2 separate regions of the Homo sapiens genome follow, and region 2 is linked to region 1. Evidence: chromatin loops called from intact Hi-C (ENCODE). Cell type or tissue: heart right ventricle. All regions are shown on one strand. Links, peaks and the distances in the headings refer to the core of each region. The heading gives the core; the rest is flanking DNA.

Region 1 (17,052 bases), core at 8,192-10,691:
ATGAGTTATGGAGCACACACATCCAGGAGTTCAAAGCAAGCCTTGAATCACATGAATAACGAAGGCCAAAAGAAAGCATAGAATCAAGACAAGAAGGGCTGGGCGCGGTGGCTCAAGCCTGTAATCCCAGCACTTTGGGAGGCCGAGACGGGTGAATCACAAGGTCAGGAGTTTGAGGCCAGCCTGGCCAAAATGGTGAAACCCCGTCTCTACTAAAAATACAAAAAATTAGCTGGATGTGGTGGCGGGCACCTGTAATCCCAGCTGCTCAGGATGCTGAGGCAAGAGAATTGCTTGAACAGGCCTAGGTTGCAGTGAGCCGAGATCGCGCCACTGCACTCCAGCCCAGGCGACAGTGAGAGACTCTGTTTCAAAAAAAAAAAAAAAAGACAAGAATTCAGAACCATGCATATGAAGCCCCACGCTGACCGTCCTGTGCGTTAGTCATTTGAGTGAATATAGCTGCAGCAAGAATAGTGTGTGTTAGCTGCAGATAAATTAGTCCCAGCCATTCCTTCCATCATAGTTCCATCATAGTGGTTTTCCCAGACATTGGGAATTACATATGTCATTTATTTTTCCCACTATCCACAGTTAAGGACTCAGGAGGAAAGCCAGATTGGTTATAAACTAAATAAAGAACTTATATTTTATCTTCATGTCTAAGTTGCATTGTGAGTCAAATTCCCACCCTGCTAATAGCTAATGAGCTATTGGCTGGACTTCAAGTAGAATCAAAGAACAAAGTAAGTCTGAAATTTGGCATGGGAATCTCCAGCTAGCCAGAAAAGTACCAGGAAACAAAATTACATATAAAAAAAATACCCATTCTTTTAATTTGTTTACAGCTTTATTGCAATATAATTCACAGACTGTACAATGCACCCACTTCAAGTGTACAATCTGATGGCTTTTAGTATATTCACAGATTTACACATCTACCACCACAATCAATTTTAGAACATTTTCATTACCTGAAAAAGAAGCTCCACTCCTCCCACCATCATTGCAGGCAACTGCTAATCTATTTTCTGTCTTTATAGAGTTACCTATCTGGGCATTTCATATAAACAGAATCACACAACATATGGTCCTTTGTGACTCGCTTCTTTTACTTAACTTGTTTTCAAGGTTCATCCATATTGCAGCATGTATCAGTATTTCATTTCTTTTAATTCGTGAATAGTATTCTATTTTATAGACATACAACATCCATCCATCAGTTGATGGAAATTTAGATTGCTTCTACTCTTTGATTATTATGAATATCACTACTATGAGCATTCATGTATAAACTCTTCTATGGACGTATTTTTTGTTTGTTTGGTTTTGGTTTTGTTTTGAGATGGAGTCTCGCTCTTTCGCCAGGCTAGAGTGCAGTAGTGCGATCTCGGCTCACTGCAACCTCTGTCTCCTGGGTTCAAGTGATTCTCCTGACTCAGCTTCCCAAGTAGCTGGGACTACAGGTGTATGCCACCAGCCTAGCTAATTTTTTTTGTATTTTTAGTAGAGACAGGGTTTCACCATGTTAGCCAGGATGGTCTCGATCTCTTGACCTCATGATCTGCCCGCCATAGCCTCCCAAAGTGCTGGGATTACAGGCATAAGCCACCATGCCCGGCCTGGACATATGTTTTAATTTCTCTTGAGTACACCTAAGAGTAGAATTGCTTGATCATATGGCAACTCTATGCTTAACTATTTGAAGAACTGCCAGACTGTTTTCCAAAGTGGCTGCACCATTTTTCAACCCACCAGCAGTGTATGAGGGTTCCAGTTTCTCCACATTCTCATCAACACTTGTTATAATCTGTCTTTTAAATTATAATACCCCATTCACATTTTACAAAATCTTACGCAGTTCTTCTGGCTCTTTGGACCTGTTCATTGAACTAGTTTCCTAGTTAGAGAAGCCCACTTAGAAAAGGCAAAATACTGAGCACATTCTTGCCTAATGGGCAAGCAGGAAAGAAAAGGCCAGAGCTGGCAAAATGTCTAGGGGAAAAGAGGGGATGAAGAATACATAAAGCAACGCCCAGTCTCCCCGAATATAAACACAAAAGAGGCCTGGCATTGCAGCTGCTTCTACCTGAACTCATTCCAGGAATGACTAGGGCAGGATATGCAGGTAGAAAAGATGAGCAAGAGTTGGAACTTCACTCAAATTAACTGGAGAGGGAATATGGAGCCAAAGTTAAGCTCAAACTATTCTCTCCCCAACTCCTATTTGGTATTTTTTCACCAAAGAGCACATACTGAAACGCTTTGGGGGTCTCTTCTAGCTTTAAAGTTCTATAATTTCATGATTTTCTTCCTGTAAGTATACCTTAAGTTAATTGTGCAGTGTATCCCTTATATAAACAGAAGACTGTCTCAGTAAGATTCCTTTTAAATGTTTTGAATGAATTTTTTAAAATATTTTTACTTTTAATGTTTCCTGAAGCTACACTGTCTATAGCACTGGTATTCCCCAGAAGTCACTAAAAGCTCCTGAAAGTCCAACTGACAGAAAAGATGGATTTGATTAAAAGGAAAAAACACAGAATATAGTCCTTGGAAAGTATGCTGATTTGTTATTTAGCCAGTTAGAGAATTGTGCTGTTTTGCTCTTGGGAATTGTACCATGGAATAAAATAATTCTGTTGAACTGCAATATAATTACAACATCTGAAAATACAGGAAAAGATGAATTAGAAAGATGCAGGATTCAAAATAAGGAGGACCAATTCCAAACAAAATACCAAGCAACCAAATTAGAAGATATTAGAAGGTGTTACACATGCTCTTCCTATTTAACATGGAAGGAAACTGCAAGTAGTATTGCACTAATAAGGCACTTCCTCGTCCCTAAAGTTACTAGTTCTTCAATTCAACAGATATTTTTGTGCACCCACTATAAGCCGGGAACTTTGCTTGTCTCTGAGGCTGCCAAAATAAATAAGACAGCCTCTGCCAGAGAAGAGCAACAGAGGGCTCACCCTCTGCTAGGCAAATGAAAACTTGTTATTCAGCTGCAATACCCTGAGATCATTCCACAGCTGTGAGAGGAAAGAATGAGAGTTGAAATTGTGAAAAGAAATGATCTACAGTTGCCTAAGCTGGGGGTGAGAGGAGAACCTGGAGAGGGGTGGCAAGGGAATTGGAGGGAGAGGACCTGATTCATGAACTCCACCTTGTAAAGAACTAGCAGGATTTCACCAAGCAGAGACGGGCAACAGGCATTTGTGGAAAGTACTGTAGTGTCACAGCAAAGGTTTTGGAGATTTATAAGTTTTCACCATATCAAACTATCAATAGTCAACAATTTTTTGGCCTAGAAAAATATATATTCATATGGTCCAATCGAAAACAAAATAATCCCCTTGAGTGTCCCAAATGAATGTTTAGAAACTGTAGGAGAATTAGTTAGAAAAGTAGTTTGAGTCAGAGTTGGAAGAGCTTTGAACTGAAGTAGTTTCAGCTTTATTCTATAGGTGATGGAAAAGGCAATTCATAAAATAACTTTGAACAAATAACCAATAAACGTATGTTTAAATGTTTAAATAATTTCAAGTTTAAAGAAAACTATGTATCATTTTCAGTGCCACAAAGGAAAACAATTTAATGTTAACATTCAATGTCAATAAGGACTCAGGAAAACAGGATGTTTCCCTCCGTGGCTGGGTGTGTAAATTGGAATAAACTTTCAGGAAGGCGATTTGAATACACCGTGACCTAGCATTCCACTTTGAAGACTTTATCCCAAGGAAAAACTCATGGATATTAAAAACAAACAAAACAACTTGGAGGCCGAGGTGGGTGGATCGCTTGAGGCCAGGAGTTCAAGACCAGCCTGCCCAAAATGGCAAAACCCTATCACTACTAAAAGTACAAAAGTTAGCCGGGTGTGGTGGCATGCACCTGTAGTCTCAGCTACTCGGGAGGCTGTGGCAGAAGACTTGCTTGAATCCGGGAAGCAGAGGTTGCAGTGAGCTGAAATCACACCATTGCACTCCAGCCTGAGCGACAGAGCAAGACTCCATCTCAAAAAAAAAAAAAGTTTAGCCACCAGGATTTCCTTGATGTTCTACAGTAGAGAGTTGTGTAAATAAAACATGAATCATCCTTATAATTGAACATTACACAGCTACTTTAAATGCTTAAATAAATATTTAATGACATGGAAATGCTCAAGAAATTTTGTTACATGAAAAAATTAGGTTGCAAAACAGTACGCGTATCAGTCAAGGCTCTTAAGAACTAGATCAGACTGACTAGGTTTGAGTTTCAGAGCTACCAGTTATAGTCATTGGACCTTGGACAAGTAACCTAACCTCCCTGTAACTGTTTTGTCTATAAAATGGGGATAACACCAGTCCGTAACTCATTAGAGTTTTGTAAAAGATTAAATGAGTTAATACACATAAAGTCCTTAGAAATTTGCCCGGCACATAGTAAGCACTACCTAAGAGTCAGTTATTGTTAATATCATTAGTATTTGTTACCTGTGTATGAAGTCAACTTTGAAGCTAATTTAAGAAACAAAGGTGGGAAGAGAACTATCCAGGCAAGAACCATACCCAAAGCCTTCTGCAGAGCTGGTCCATGAAGTCACCACTCCAGCTGCCAAGCACTGACCCCATGGCTTGCACTGCCAAGTCTTTGGGAGCTGGACCCTGCATATTGCCTCAGAACAGCTGTGTCTGCTGCCACTGGGAACCAGATGCAGCTGCTATTGCTGCTGTGGCCCTGGCCAGAGCGGATTCTGCATCATCCCTGATGCTCTGAGTCACCAGCCCCGAACCAAAGTCAACAGAGGATTCATCTGCTTGGCTGCACCAAGTCCCCAAAAGCAGCTAAAGAGGTTGAGAAAAAAACAGCATTGGGTGTTTTTATTCTATAGAAAAGGCAAATTTTGGCCGGACATAGTGGTTCATGCCTGAAATCCTAGCACATTGGGAGGCTGAGGCAGGCTTGAGCTCAGGAGTTCAAGACAGCCTGGGCAACATGGCGAAACTCTAAAATATACAAAAATTATATATTTTACAAAATACAAAAATTGGCTGGGCGCGGTGGCTCATGCCTGTAATCCCAGCACTTTGGGAGGCCAAAGTGGGCAGATCATGAGGTCAAGAGATTGAGACCATCCTGGCCAACATGGTGAAACCTCGTCTCTACTAAAAATACAAAAATTAGCAGGGTGTGGTGGGGCGTGCCTGTAATCCCAGCTACCCAGGAGGCTGAGGCAGGAGAATCGCTCGAACCCAGGAGACGGAGGTTGCAGTGAGCCAAGATCACGGGCCACTTCACTCCAGTGCAGATGACAGTGCGAGACTTGGTCTCAATAAATAAATAAATAAATAAATAAATAAATAAATATTAGCTGGGCGTGCTGATATACACATGTAGTCTCAAGCTACTCAGGAGGCTGAGGTGGGGAATTGCTTGAGCCTGGGAGGTTGAGGCTGCAGTGAACCATGATTGCACCATTGCACACCAGCCTGGGAAACAGAGTGAGACCCTCTCTTTAAAAAAAAAAAAAGAAAGAAAGAAAAGGTAGATTTTACTTTATAAGATGGGGGAGTCAACAAACTTAGAAAGCAAATTTATACATTAGGTAATTTAAAGAAGATAAAGGATCCTTTTTGGTTTTAAAAATACAGATACAACATGAATGTGTATTTTCACTCAAATAAAGAAAGGAGTAAAAGGATACACATCAAACTGTTCATGATTGATTCTGAATTGACCATTATGGCTGATTTGAGTGTTTCATCTTCTGTCTATAACTTTCCAAATCTTTTGTGACATAGAAAAAAACAAGACTGAGCAATATCAGATCTCTATTCTTGAAAGAATTGAGTCTTTCTTAGATATAGCTATGGAATAGAAAGTGGAAGACTAGGTTCAGATGGACATCATTATCTTAGAGCAGGACCTTGCTACTCCAAGTGTAGTCAATGGACCAGAAACATTAGCTTGATACAGAAACATATTAGAAATACAGAATCTCAGGCCCCGTCCCAAATCTAATGAAAGCAAAAAAGGAAATGAATCAGCTGATATTCGAGAAGTATAAGCAACAAGGCTTGACAATATGAAGAAACTCATAAAAGATTACAAGCCTTAAAAACATTTCCAAATTTAGAAGTAAGCAGGGTCATTAACAGAAACGAATTACTGGAACAGGAGCCAGTTTTTTGTTGTTGTTTTTGAGACAAGGTCTCAGTCTATCTCCCAGTCTTGAGTGTCGTGGCATGATCACAGCTCACTGCAGCCTCAACCTCCTGGACTCAAGTGACCCTCCCACCTCAGCCTCCCAAGTAGCTGAGACCACAGGCACACACCACCACGCCCAGCTAATTTTTCAATTTTTTGTAGAGACGGGGTCTCCCTTTATTGCCCAGGCTGGTCTTGAACTCCTGAGCTCAAATGATTCTCCCAAAGCGCTGGGATTATAGGCGTGAACCACTGTGCCCGGTTGGTTTAGACATAAAAGGTTTGAGAACTTGAAAGATGGCCCAGCAAGGGAAACATAAAATTAGGGCCAATAAGAAATGTCAAAATTAGGCTTATAAATATGAGCATAATCTAAGACAAGGAGACAACGGAAGCCATAACAGTTGATACGACTTCTAACAGAGAACATGCAAAGCAAGATAAGAAATCCAAGCAAGATCCTTTGGTAATATGTATATTTTGGAGATGGGGGAGAAAGAGAAGTCAGAAAATGAATGGCCAAAACTAACATCATCAAGAGATTAAAGTGTCAAAGAAAAACGAACAACAAGTATTTCATTATTATTCAATTCTTTCCTCCTTTCGTGACAAATTGTGAGTGGTTTACACAATTATACTTAAAAGAACAGTAATGGATTAAAATAGATCTCAATTCTAGAAACATAGAATGGTCAAAATGTTTGGGAGGGGGAGGATATGAAAGAGAAGGACACTAATGCCTTGGATGTTATAATAGGTCTCATTATTGGAAGATATCAAAAAGTTCATAGCGTTTTTTTGTTTTGATGAAAATTTCACAATTTTTATAGTGTTGCAAATCAAATAAGACCACGACTTATCTTTGTTTCATTCATTCATTCAGCTAACATTTATGGAGCACTTGCTACAAGCCAGGAACTCTTCGGGGTGTTGAGGATACAGCAGTTAACAAAACAGACAAGACCCTTGCCCTCATGGCCTTACATTCTAGAAAGGCAGACAGACAATAAACAAAAGAAGTAAGTAAACATATTGTGTGTCAGATGGTGATAAGCACTATAGAGGAAGGGATAAAAGGTGGGGTGAGAGCTGCCGTTTTAACAGATGGGACAGAGAAGACCACTGGGGAGATAATTAGACCTGAAGGAGGTGAATAAGCTACTTATTCAAGTATCTGAGGAAAGAGCATTTCACAGCAAGGCTCTGAGGCTGACATGGCCCTGGTGCGGTCAAGGAGGCCAGTATGGCTGTGCTGAGGGAGTCAGGAGTGGGGAGGAAAAGAAGACAGAGGAGTAAAGGCCTTCGGAGGTTTTTGAGCAGATAAGTGACATTATCTGACATGGATTTTATCATTCTGGCTGAATCTATTCATCTATCTATCTATGTAACTATCTATCTATGAATGATATATCTATACCTGTATTTATATAGATATAGATGTATTTTTTTGAGACAGGGTCTTACTCTGTTGCCCAGGCTGAGTGCAGTAGGGTAGTCTTGGCTCACTGCAGCCTCAACCTCCCAGGCTCAAGCAATCCTCCCACCTCAGCCTCCCAAGTAGCTGGTATTACAGGCACACACCATCACAGTCAGCTAATTTTTTTTTCTCTTGTAGAGACACGGTCTTGCTTTGTTGCCCAGACTGGTCTCAAACTCCTGGACTCAAGCGATCCTCCCACCTCAGCCTCCCAAAGTGCTGGGATTTCAGGTGTGAGCCACCGTGCCCACTGGTTGCTATTTTAAGAACAGATTGAAGTGGGAAAACCAGATAGGAGGCTATTGTAAATACCTAGCCAAGAATAATGGTGACTTGGACCAGGTACCTTTGACAGTTTTATCTTTTTCAGATAAGCACCTTTTTTGTTTTTCTTCTAGTATATCCTAAGAAAGTGGGATGGGAAGAGGGATGAGAGACTGTGTGTGTAGCAGAGAAAGAAGTGCAGAACTCTCAACTCTTCTAGTTACATAATTCTATGTATTTCGCAATCATCCTCAGCCACACAGAATAAAATGTGTAAGCAACTTAAACATTTAATATGTCTAAATATTTAAATCTTCTAAATTATCACAGCTTCAAGGAAATGTTAAAAACAAAAACTAAAAACCATTATCATCACTATGTCAATAAACGTATAGTTAGGCCAAGGTAACAATAAAAGAACCCGATCATATATTTTAAAGACATGAGCAATCTATTTGAAATGTAGAGTCACTAAATAATGAGTAGTTCTGAAAGGTGTAATTTTAAACCTTCCACTCTTTCAATGCTATAATTAAAACAAAAATGAAGCAGGATCTAGAGAGTCCACACACAGACTTGGATCACATCAGGACATAGAATTTGCTTTTTCTATGGATCCGAGACCAAAGGCTTCGTTTATTTGCTAAAGATTAAAAGGATAAACCATTATTTCTCATTTTAAAGTACACAGACAACCAAGTCAAGTTAAATGTTGATTCAGAGAAGAGTTGTCAACACTGCATTAATATTACCTAGTTCTGTAGGGTGCTTTATTGTTTACAAAGCACTTTAACTACCATTACTTCATTTGAACCTCACAATAGACCCATTAATATCATAATTCTTAACTTACAGATGAAGAAACCCAGTCTCAGGGAGGTTAAGAGACTTACCCAAGGGCATCCAAGCCACTAGCAAGAGCCAGAGCTGGAAACAGAACCCTCACTTCCTGGTCCACTGCTTTTTTTTTTTTTCTTAACTAAGTGTATTTTAATGCTATAGCAACTATCTTTCAGGATCAAGATAAAAGGCGTTTCAGAAATATTTAAGATTGCTATTATTTAGCAATTAACAACATAAATAAAATAAATGTCATTAATGCATTAAATCATATACAAACCCAATAAAATTGTAGTATTCTTTCAAATTCATTATCTCCTTCAATGAAACAAAGCTTCCTATGCCAAGTTCCAGCTTAGGAAGGATTTGTCACAAAATAAAAGTACATTGTTGATCTAAGGAATAGGATCGAAAGGACTCTGAAGAGTCAAGTGATGGAATGGCGACCTAAACACCCAACACGATGGAGTCCACTGCTTTTTATACTGTACCAACCTGCAGTCTTTTCCAGGCATAGAAGAGGCCACAGTAGGAGAATGGTTTCCTTTGTGTGGGAATTAGCCAGGTCTGCAAGACCAAAGGTAGAAAGCAGTACCTATGGAAAGGTACCAGCTTGGGAATAATAGTAAATATTGGGAATTATGGTAAATATTGTTGTCCCTATTTAACGTTGGAAAAAACAAGGAACAGAGGTTTGTTCTAGGTAAACAGTGGCTCTTCAATTATTCAGGAGTGGCTTGCCATTTAGGCTTACCTTGATCTTTTTCACTATTCTCTTTTATGGCTCTTGCTTATCTCCTGGCCTGATGGTTAGCACCTCCACCAGAGGGCAGGAAGAACAGGAAGAGAAGCATTGCAACCGGTTTGATCAAAAAGTTGCAATAAGAAAACGTAAGTCATTATCTTAATTTAGGCTTTGGAGTCTTTTAGATTTCAGTTACTAATGTGACCTTTGCCAACATTCTCCTAGATAAATCTACAATAATCAATGCAGTAAAATGATTTCCTATAAATAAAAATCATCTACTTCTAATTGTATTGTTCAATACAATATTACATATATTGAACCTTATATAACATTCAAATTTATTTAGAACTTATTACATGCACTAACTTTGTATAACATTTTTAACCTGTTTGGAATTGGTGTGAACTTCTCCAAAGGCATATCAAAAGCTCCGGAGCTTAGAAAATAAAATCTATCCTGGCCGAGCACGGTGGCTCACACCTGTCATCCCAACATTTGGGGAGGCTGAGGCAAGTGGATCACCTGAGGTCAGAAGTTCGAGACCAGCATGGTCAACATAGTGAAACCCCGTCTCTACTAAAAACACAAAAATTAGCCAAGCGTGGCGCTTGAACCAGAGAGGCAGAGGTTGCAGTGAGCCAAGATCGCGCCGCTGCACTCCAGCCTGGACGACAGAGTGAGACTTCGTCTCAAAAAAAAAAAAAAGAAAGAAAAAAGAAAAAAAGTCTCCTCCACAGCAACTTCCTCAGCATTTCAAACAACAATCAGGGACTTCTGTTGTTGTTGTTAAGGGCAGTCTTCTAGGCTTCAAGCACCAACAGATGTTCCTCCTTCATGGCCTTGAAGGTTGTCAGTTTGCATGTATCAGAAGTGCAAAGGTATATTAAAATAAAGAACAGCACATTTAGAATTAAGGAAAGTCTGGATCATTTAGTGTTCTGATTCCAGGTGACATCTGGCACCCATTACCGTACCCGTGCTTTACTCTGCATGGAGAGAAAGTGCTGGAGTGAAAGTCTGGCCCTGGAGGTGCAAGAAGGTGCCCTACTGTGCTGCTTCTGCCTGACAGAAGCCTTGAGGGGCTGAGGGTGTGGTTTTTGCATTCCTGTGGAGTGGTTCAGGCTGACCTCAACTGCATGAAGGACCTCTACACAATGAGTACAGACTAGGGTACTTGATGAATCTTTATGGTATGGATTTTGCTATTCAAACCAACCTGGAAATTTTCAGGAAGCTCAAGTCATTAATGGGTGGAAACAACCTGGAAACTGAGACGATGCTAGTCAATAAGGAAGAAAAGTGGAAAAGAGGGCATGCAGTTATTAGTGGAAAGCTGACAAACATGGGGACTGTCAAAATGTGTCCTCCACTCGAAACATCTCTTTTTTCAGGCAGTGCCTATTTTGTGGTCAGTAGGGAGGACGTGGGGTATATGCTAGAGAATGAAAAAAATTTAAAAGTTTATGGAGTAGGCCCAAGACACATACAGCAAGTATCTCTAGGCCACTGTTCAAAGGATTCCCGAAGTCCCCAGCTCACTCTCCTTAAGCCGTAAGTATGACTCTTCTGACATGCATGCAGCTTCTAGGTTTGTCAGGTGGCAGCACTTTGAAGCACTCTTTACCCACCTGCAGTAGGGCCCATGTGCGCTCAGTGTGCCTTTTCGGAGCTGGCACCTTGAACTGGACACTGTGCAAGCACCATTTGTTTGCCAATAAGCCTGACACGGGTGGTGACCTCTTTGCCATCCAGTGTTTAGATGAGCATCTGAGACATACTTTGGAGACTTTAAAACACTGGCCACTATAGGCAATTTTAGTAATAAGAAGAAGAATGCGCAAAATTGACACTATCTGGTTCCTCTTATTTGTCAATAAGCACCAGGAAAATTGTACAGGGCCCTCTTTGGAGCAAGGACTCTAAGTCTTTGTGTCAGAAAAGCTGCCTGGTTTCTGCAGAGCACAGTTGGCTAGAAAGGTTGGAGCATTAAACTTTCATCTAGAGTTAAAGTGAGGGGGAAGTATAATAAAAGTAGCTGTGAAGCCAGGGCCGGTAGCAAGTCATTCTGAAGAGAATGGGCTGAGGCGGCTGGAGAAGAGGCTGACACAAAACAATCAGCCTGTCGAAAGAGCTCAGGGGCTGGATGCAGTGTCTCACCCTGGTAATCCCAGAACTTTGGAAGGCTCAGGCAGGAGGATTGCTTGAGCCCAGGAGTTCTAGTTGCCAGCCTGGGCAACACAGGGAAACCCTGTGTCTACAAAAAAATTTGTAAAAAATTAACTGGTCATGGTGATGTGTGCCTGTAGTCCCAGCTACTCAGGAGGCTGAGATGGGAGGATTGCTTCAGACCAGCAGGTTGAGCCCCCAGTGAGCAGTAATCATGCCATGGCACTCCAGCCTGGGTGACAGAGACCCTGTCTAAAAAAAGAAAAGAAAACGCCAGGTGCAGTGGCTCACGCCTGTAATCCTACCACTTTGGGAGGCTGAGGTGGGCAGATCACCTGAGTTTGGGAGTTCAAGACCAGCCTGACCAACATGGAGAAACCCCGTCTCAACTAAAAATACAAAATTAGCCGGGCGTGGAGGCGCATGCCTGTAATCCCAGCTACTCAGGAGGCTGAGGCAGGAGAATCGCTTGAACCCAGGAGGTGGAGGTTGTGGTGAGCCGGGATTGCACCATTGCACTCCAGCCTGGGCAACAAGAGCAAAAACTCTGTCTCCAAAAAAAAAGAAAAGAAAGAAAAAGAGCTTAGGGACTTAACAACGTTAGAAGATTTCACCTGTGCCAAAATTATTTAGAGAATTTTAAATGTGACAATTGTCCTGGTATGAATACATTTACAGCAAAAAATAATCATAAAGATATAGTTTATCTCATATATTTGTTAAAATAGAGATTTGATTTTACTCTAAACAATCCTTGTAAATAATTTCTTTTCTGCTATACCATTGTGCTGTGTAGTGTGTCTCTGTATATCATCCCAGAAAGCTTAAATTGGCTTGATTTAATAGTAAAGAATTTTTTAATTAAAAAAATTTGAACTAACAATTGTCATAATTAATCTCATTTTAAAGTTAGTCCATGTTGAACTTTTCTGGACTATTTATGCATTGATTATTTTAGCATACATTTACAGAATGCCTACTGCGTGCCAGGCATTATAATAAGTGCTGAGGGAAAAAGATAAAGAAGACGCAGATCTTTCCTCTAGAAGGTCTCAGTCTAGAGAAAGACAGACAATTGCATTACAGAGCAGTGAAGAAGTTAAGATTTAGAGTAAGACGAAGTATGCAATGGTGTATGCATCAGAATACGCAACAGGCATAATGGGCTAACACCAAACCGGAGGAGTGGGTACAAATCAAGAAAGGAGATGGTCGCTGAGTAAAGGATGAATAAGAGTTTCCCACATGAAGTGAGGAAAGTCAGTCCAAGAAAGAGGGGCAGTATCTGCAGAGTTATGAAAGTGTGATGACAAAGCGAGGTGAGTATGGGGAAGTAAAATTGGTTCAGCATGACCAAGAACTTATATTGGGCTGGCACAATGACTCACGCCTGTAATCCCAGCACTTTGGGAGGCCAAGGCAGGCGGATCACCTAAGGTCAGAAGTTTGAGACCAGCCTGGGCAACATAGTGAAACCTTGTCTCTACTAAAAAATACAAAAATTAGCCAGGCATGGTGGTGAATGCCTGTAGTCTCAGCTACTTGGGAGGCTAAGGCACAAGACTCGCTTGAACCCAGGAGGTTGCAGTGAGCCGAGATCACGCCATTGCCCTCCAGCCTGGGCAACAGAGTAAGACTCCGTCTCAAAAAAAAAAAAAGTTATATTGAAGCGAGGAAGCATGCTGGCAGATAAGGCTAAACAGAAGGGCAGATGTCAGATGATGAAGAACCCTTTATGTCATGCTAAAGATTTGAATTTTGTTCTGAAGGCAGTGGGAATTCACTAAAGGTGTTTTAACAGAAGAAGGTCATGATCAGATTTGTGTTTTAGAAGGTCAATTTGTTGGCAGAATAGAGAATCAATATTGGAAACAGGGAAACCAGTTAGCAAGCTGGTGCAGAAACTCAGGTAAGAAATCACAATGGCCAGGTCTTTCTGGTCATGGTCATTATAAATGCTTGTGAAAATGTTTAATCTCCTTCACTGCAGTAAAATTCAGATTCAAACAAATAATACTCATTTTTATTTTTGAGTCCTAACATTTTAAGTTGAACTCTTCCCACCCTCTTGAAAGCAAAATATTCTGATAGTCTCGTCTCAATATTTAGCATATCTTTTTCTGAATCATAAAACCACCATTTGTTAAGAAGGTAACAAAAAAATGGGGATGTGGTTCTTTAAAATTACAGCAATTTCACATATCTGCACCATAATCTACTACACCTGTTCATACACCCACCTCCTGCCATTATTAATAGTCTTTTGCTTTTACAATTTTCCATTCAAACCTCATTTTTAAAAACTAGGGTGACCACCAAATTGGGCGAGTCACTTTTACAGTCAATTCTTCTGGTTAGTAGAATTTCAGTTCTCAGTTTTGTTTTTAAATAGTAAGAGTTATCCTAAGTGTCCAAAAATGTAGTTGAGTAGTATCATCATCTTTCTTAAGCGTATCAGAAGAAGGCAAGGAATTTTAACGCAATATTAATTCAAATTTAGGACTTGAGTTATGTACTATGATAGGTGTGATTGGAAGTAAAATGTACTCACAAATGTCAATTTGCCTAAGTTTGAATCAAATGGGAAAGGCATAACTCAATAGACGTTATGGAGATAAGTTGTAAACAATACTACATTAGTGGGAAACTTCTGCAAGTCTATTAAGTTCATTAAATGAGACATATTTAGGCATGCTTTTAACTTGAACCTTTTGTTTTCTCCATATGCCTTGACTTTAATGCTAAATTACTGTTGTCATAATAAATATTTATAAGTCTATTACCAGTGGCACTTAATGGTAAAACTAAGAAATGATGAGAAATAGAGTTTGGGAAATTCCTCACTCCACTAACAACTTCATAAGGAGAGATTCAGAATTTCCAAGACAGAAATTTGGGCCTTGGTTTATATAATAGATGAGTTCCTGTAATTTGCATTTACAGGAGAACTCCTGGAGATTACTTTGCTCAACTCCCTAATATTGAGAAAGTGAAGACTAGAGAATTTTCTGATGCAACCAGTGTGACAAAACTTATTGGTAACTGCCCTAGAATCTGGGACAGAGGTCTTCCCAAGCATCCCTGCCTTCTTTTCCAGGATCTTATAACCAATTTAGTTAAGGCGGAGAATTCCTCCTAGAGAAGGAATTCTTTTTTTATATAAAGTTAGTAATCATACTAACTTTATAAAATTATACTATAAAAAATATAAAAATTATACTGTATTTTCTATAAATTTTGACAATAATACCTCTATTTAGTATACCCATGGGAAAATACATTCAAGCAATTCATCCATCAAGTTTGAATTAAAAGAGTTTGGAGGTTGTGTGAGGACGTAACCTGAATTGATCAAAAGAGTTAAACCATAAATAATTTGGAAGATTTTTTTCTTGTAAATAGCAGTGAGACTAAGCTGACCATGTCTTGTTGCTCATAGACTTAGAGATCCCATTTTAATAACTGAATGGGGGTAATGGGTAATCAATCAGATGTCTAAGCTGAGTTGTTCTATCTTGCCTTGACTCAAGGGGGTCTAAAGCCCAGCCACTTCTAATTTGTGATTTTGGAAGTTCTAATTATGATATTACTTTAATTATTAAAAATTTCCAGCAAAGGGAAAGTGGAGGCCTTACAGGAAATTGCACCAGAGGCTTTCAGTGGAGCCCCAAATAGGAACATTCCCTGTCTCATCTTCTTCCATCAGTATGGACTGTAAAAAGAAGTGGGGAGATTATCATGCTAAGGACATGACATACAAGAGTCCTTGGACTTATTGAGAATCTTGGTCTCAACACACAATATTCAATTAAAATGGAGAAAGATTTGGCTGCTTAATGGTATTCATTTTCATATGGGCTGGGTGGGGTCCTCATGCCAAGGGAAGTCTAAGTTATAAAACAATTACTCAAGCTCTTGTGGCTGAGCCATTATTGTCCAAGAATCAGGCTATTCATTAAAGAAAAACTTACCTTTTGAGTCCTAGTCACACTAAAAATCCCTTTCATTAAAGTGGTGGCAACTCCTCGTCAATAAGGGAAGGGAACTGACATTTGTGCACCTGCAATATGTTTTGCATGTTTCCTCATTTTCACAATAGCTCTGTCAGACATGTATTACTGCACTTCACAAATGAAGGAACAAATTCTAAGAAAGGAAGAAAGTGACTCCAGGTCACTTTCAGAAGACTGATCTGTCTGAACTCCAGATGAGCTGTCTGAACTCAGAGTTCAAGTCCATTCCACCATACTCTGCTCTTTACCTGATATAAGAAGAGCCAGAGGATCCCAAAACCTCCATTCAGAGTGAAAATATATTGTAAAATCCCATATCCTTTGGGTGTGAAGACAGTTGGCCTTGCTATGATGCCATATTATGCCCTGTGCATTTTATCTGCAAAATCTGCTGGCTATACCAAACGGCCAGAAAATATCTCCAGCTATGATTAACTAACTCTAGGGTGGGTGCTTAACTAAGAAATGCAATTTGATTGCCAGGCGCGGTGGCTCACGCCTGTAATCCCAGCACTTTGGGAGGCTGAGGCAGGCGGATCACAAGGCCATGAGTTGGAGACCAGCCTGAACAACATAGTGAAACCCCACCTCTACTAAAAATACAAAAATTAGCTGGGTGTGATGGCACGTGCCTGCAATCCCAGCTACTCAGGAGGCTGAGGCAGGAGAATCACTTGAACCTGGGAGGAGGAGGTTGCAGTGAGCCGAGATCACGCCATTGCACTCCAGCCTGGACAACACAGCGAGACTCTGTCTCAAAAAAAGGAAAGAAAAGAATTGCAATTTGATGATGCTGGGAACATTTGTTTCACAGCTATCCAACGAGACCTAATCCCAGCTTCATTGTTTTGAGATTGTCAGATGCCAAAAGTAGTGAAGACAAGGGGCCAAGGCAGATGTTACAACAAATTAACAAGGGATGCTGCAGGCCAGGGAAGAGTTGTAAGTGTTTGAGGCATACGTTCAAGTCATCTAACCTTGTTGACTAAAAAAGGCTGTCAGAAAGTAAACAGCCACAGAGACAAGACAGCTGAGCTCCCAGCAGTATCTGGCTTTATCATCAGTAGCTTCACTGCTGTCTGGCTAAGCGTTTGGGCTGGCTTTCCCATGCAATGGGATCATGTAAGACGGAACATTAGGTCATGTCCAGTTTACCAGAGCCAGTCAAGTGTGTTCTACATTTAGAAAAAGAGGAAGAATCTCTGGGCCCCCACCCCCTTACAAGGCCACAGAACAGCCAGCCTAGGGTCAATTAGAATGACCATGTCTTGTTTTTGTTTACCCCACATACACCAGGAAACGTCTCTGGCACTACATAGGCCACATTTTTTTTTTTTTTTTTGAGA
Region 2 (4,498 bases), core at 527-3,026, 80 kb after region 1:
TGCGCAAGACTGGGGCGTTGGAAACCCTGTAGGTCTGGGGAATGAAAAAGGAAGTGGGACTTTGGGAAGTGGTTGCTCCTTAGTCTTGGCGGGGGTTGGGAATGGGAAATAAGCTGGGGAAAATTTTTATCTTGGGTAAGGTACACCTCGAAGAATAATCACTTAATTCTGAAATCTGATTATGAGAAGGATACACAGTTAATGCCTGTAAAATGAATGGGCAGCAAACATTGGCTAGTTTTTATTTTTTGTTTAAAAAGTACAGTAGTTTTTATGGTGGAGGTGATATGACTTAGTAGTGAATACTTTTTCACGTTTTAAAGAGACTGGTCTAGTAAAGCTTTAGCGTTAAATTTTTAACAGCTTATAAAATAGGCCCTTGACCATACACAGTATTATACTAGCATCGTTGAGCTTTGTGATTCCCGCCTCCCCAGACCAATAATAGAGGACGGAAGTAAAGTTTTCTCAGTATCTTTTGAAGATTGAAAATATAAGTTAAATAATCTAACTTATTCCTTATTAAAAATAAAAATATTGCTTATATTTAAACATTTGCTCTTGATATTTAGCCTATGTATTTTTGAAAAATTACTTTTTGATCTGAAAGGGTTAAGGAAAACGGCATTTTCCCTTTTTACTATTGAGAGTTTTTATTGTCTTGGTATCTTTTGAATGGTGTCATTTACAGCAATTGGATGGAGTCCCTTTTTTACTACTTTCTAGCAAAAGTAGAAGAAAATACTTTGAATATTTAAGATGTTTAAAACTAGTTTTTTTGGGTTTTGTTGTTTGGTTGGTTGGTTGGTTGGTTTTTTTTTTGAGACGGAGTCTCGCTCTACGCTCTGTCGCCCCGGCTGGAGTGCAGCGGCGCAATCTCAGCTCACTGCAACCTCTGCCTCCCAGATTCAAGCGATGCTCCTGCCTCAGCCTCCTGAGTAGCTGAGATTATAGGCACGTGCCACCACGCCCGGCTAATTTTTGTCCGAAGTAGCCGGGACTACAGGCGCAAGCTACCACGCCCTGCTAATTTTGTATTTTTAGTAGAGATGGGGTTTCGCCATATTTGCAGGCTGCTCTCGAACTCCTCATCTCAAGTGATCCATCTGCTTTGGCCTCCCAAAGTGCTGGGATTACAGGCGTGAGCCACCATGCCCGGCCTAAAACTAGTTTTTTACCGTCTTACTTTGGTTATGGAAGAAGAGATGGTGTGGTCCCTGGTCATTTCTTGTTTGCATGCTAGTCACCTTGTTATCCCTAGGCATATACCGTCAGGAAGGAGCATTGTTTGGTGATGCGGGCCATCAGGACAGGTTGCCCAGCCTCTGAACTCCTGTACTGGAGAAGTGGCCTTAGGGTTCATGCTTTGGGGATGAGTCAGGGATTCCTATTGGAGAGTTCATTTCTTTCTTTCTTTCTTTCTTTCTTTTTTTTTTGAGATGTAACACCTCGCTGTGTCGCCCAGGTTGGAGTGCAGTGGCTCAATCTCGGCTCACTGCATCCTCCACCTCCCAGGTTCAAGCGATTCTCCTGCCTCAGCCTCCTGAGTAGCTGAGATTACAGGCGCATGCCACCACGCCTGGCTAATTTTTGTATTTTTAGTAGAGATGGGATTTCACCATATTGGCCAGACTGGTCTTGAACTTTCATCTGACTGACTTTGTGATCTGCCCGCCTCAGCCTCCCAAAGTGCTAGGATTACAGGCATGAGCCACCGAGAGTTCATTTCTCCAAGAGTAAATGAGTTTCCTTTTTCTTCCATGATACCTAGGTATAGCTAGGTGATTCTACATTAGAGATTTGATGACTAAGGCTATTCTTTTATAGGGCTTTTTTTTTTTTTAATTTCCTGACTTGATAAGCAATAGCTGTAATTAAGACAGCCGGTAGTTGGTGCTGCTTTTTCCCCTGACTGGAAGGCTGGAGAGGAACTATGTTCTCCTGGCATGGAAAGAGAAAAAAAAGATTAGCTTATAGATTCTATTATTTTTAAATTCTGATGTCGATTAAAAATGCATTTTAAATTCTTAACATTTTATGACTGAGCCTTAGAGATAATGTAGCTGATATAACTGTTCCATCATAAAATAATGTTTATTCCAAATTTGGAAATTAATAGAATAATAATAATGCCTTACACTTAGACCACAGTTCAAATGAACACTCCACTTGCCTGACTGGTGATGATGCTCTTTTCGCTCTATCCAGCTGTCCTACAGTCCTGTCATTTAAAGGCTACCTCTGTTAATATTTTTTGGTTTTGTTTTGTTTTGTTGTTTTGTTCTGTTTTTGAGACAGGGTCTCACTCTGTCACCCAGGCTGGAGTGCATGGTTGCGATCCTGGCTCACGGCAGCGTCGGTCTCCCTGGGCTCAGGTGATCCTCCCACTTCAGCCTCCAGAGTAGCTGGGGCTATGGGCCCACCCCACCAAGCCCTGCTGATTTTTGTATTTTTTGTAGAGACAGGGTTTCCCCATGTTGCCCAGGCTGGTCTCAAACTCCTGGGCTCAAGCAATCCACCTGCCTCAGCCTCAAAGTGCTGGGGTTACAGGTGTGAGCCACCGTAGCCGGCCTACTACTTGGTAACTATCTTATATCTTAATTTTGTTTCTTTATGTTTGAGTATTTAGGTCATTCTACTTTCTGCTGTTACATATAGTAATTCTGTGATTAACATTTTTGCTGAAACTGACATTTTTCACTGTTGCATAAGATAGCTTCCCAGGAGTACTAGGTAGACGTATATAAACATTTAATACATGTTCATAAACTTGAAAAAGTTTTGTCAGTTTATACAACTGTCATAATGTATGAGTGTTCATATTATAATTTTCTTGATCTTTATTTGATGGTTGAAAACTGATATCTTGTTTTAACTTGAATTTCTTGATTACTATTGAGGATAGAAATTTTCCACCTGTCATTACTATTCTATGAGTGTCTATTCCTGGCCTTGGTTGTGCCCCATACTGTTAAAGAGGAGACAGCTAAGGTACCCAGACTGTGCAGAACTATGTTGCCTAGATGGTTATTTGCATGTTGAAAACATGCTAATTTTGCTAATAAATTAGCAAATAGCTAATTTGTGGCTGATCCAGAATTTGATCTCAATTATCTCTACTTTTAATATTTACAAAATGAGAGATAAATGTATAAAGTAGGGTGGTGCACATTCATGTTTGACAGACCTAGGTTTTAACTCCACACAGACTCCCTCTGATGGCTGGGGGTTGGGGAGGTGGTCCTGGACCATACTTTGAGAACCAGTGAGCTAATACATGGTAAATGATAAAGGTAATGCTGGGAAAGTTAGGTAGAGGTCTTTTTGTGAAGGATCTTACATCTATGCTATACTTAGATTTTATTCTACAGACCGATAATAGCAATTCTGGACAGTCTGCATTGTAACTCCTAGAGACATGGAGAAAGTAGGGAGGTGTTAAGAAAATAGACATGCTGGTCCACTCCAGCGTCATTCCCCCATCTCACCTTCTCCAGCCTGCTCCTTGAGTTGTACTCTGAACCTTCACTTACTTAGATAGGTTCTGGTAGAAAAGGTGAGAATCATTAGTCTGGGTTTCTGGAGCACTACTGAGTCTTTTAAGAAAGGTAAACAGTCATTTGTGTTTTACAAAGTTGAATCTGATAGCAGTATGAAGGGTGGCATTTTGGAAGCTGTTGAAATATAAGAAGTGAGATGTGAGGGCCTGAAGTGAACTGAGATGGGGAAATAGAGTGTATACAACACATCTGATAAGAATTAAGAAAGGAGTCTCAATGATTCATTAGATGTAGGTAGTAAAGAAGAAAAGAGTATAGTGTTATGACTCGCAAAATATCTAGCTTGGTATCTGTCACCCAAGCTAGAGAATACCATTTGGTAGAGTAAGGAGTGAGGGAGGAGAAACAAGTAGAGGAGACCAAACAACATTGTAGGAGGAAGTTTCAGGGGGAGAAGAGGATAAATTTAATTTTCAACATGTTAAAACTGCGGTGCCTCTGAGACATCCAGTAGAAATGTAGAGCTCAAGATTTCTGACAGGACGGAGTTAAAGATGTAGGCATCATAATATAAGCATGTAGGAGATAGTCGACAGCATGGGAGTGAATGAGCTTATTCCAACAAACTTATAGAGTGACCAGCTTTAGGTTGAAGAACATCAGTCTTAAAATAACAGCCAAAAGAAGGATATACTAGTGATTGTTCCTGAGAAGGTGTGGTCAAGGAGGAGGGAGGAGAACCAGAGATGTCAGAAAAGCCAGGGAGAGTTTCAAGAAAGGAGTTATTACCAGAGTCAAATAATGCTGGGAGGACCGGTAAGGTGAGGTTGAGAAAGTACCTATTCCATTTGGCACATAGGAGTGCTTTGGTGACTAGAAAAAACAGTTTGGGTTGGGGTATGGGAAGAAGCTAGATTATAGGGTGAAGGGTGGGTTTAGTGTCTTTCCATTTTTTTTAACATTTTGAAAGTAGATGGTAGGAGCTAGAGGAAGATTGG

The links. Hi-C counts contacts between places; a loop is a spot of excess contacts. Peaks named below come from ENCODE experiments on the same cell type or tissue, not always from the same donor. Only the 100,000 strongest peaks of a DNase experiment are listed, where the experiment ranks them.
Region 2: a loop joins it to region 1, with 2.1 times the contacts of the local background. A loop is called at or near these places in 24 of 110 quality-filtered maps.

Annotation. Positions count from the first base shown.
Region 1 is chr7:77,450,816-77,467,867 of GRCh38, forward strand. It overlaps the pseudogene GCNT1P5. Among named protein-coding and RNA genes, the nearest start is that of GSAP, 43 kb to the left of the region's middle. RefSeq lists a silencer at 12,994-13,073. In heart right ventricle, for the core only: a CTCF peak has its summit at 9,611 (motif pointing right); no DNase peak of the experiment used is centred there.
Region 2 is chr7:77,538,818-77,543,315 of GRCh38, forward strand. The region is part of intron 1 of PTPN12 (protein tyrosine phosphatase non-receptor type 12); the gene reads left to right. Among named protein-coding and RNA genes, the nearest start is that of PTPN12, 3.8 kb to the left of the region's middle. RefSeq lists an enhancer at 1,151-1,732. In heart right ventricle, for the core only: CTCF peaks have their summits at 1,850 and 2,055; no DNase peak of the experiment used is centred there; H3K4me3 peaks cover 1,924 bases; H3K27ac peaks cover 2,151 bases.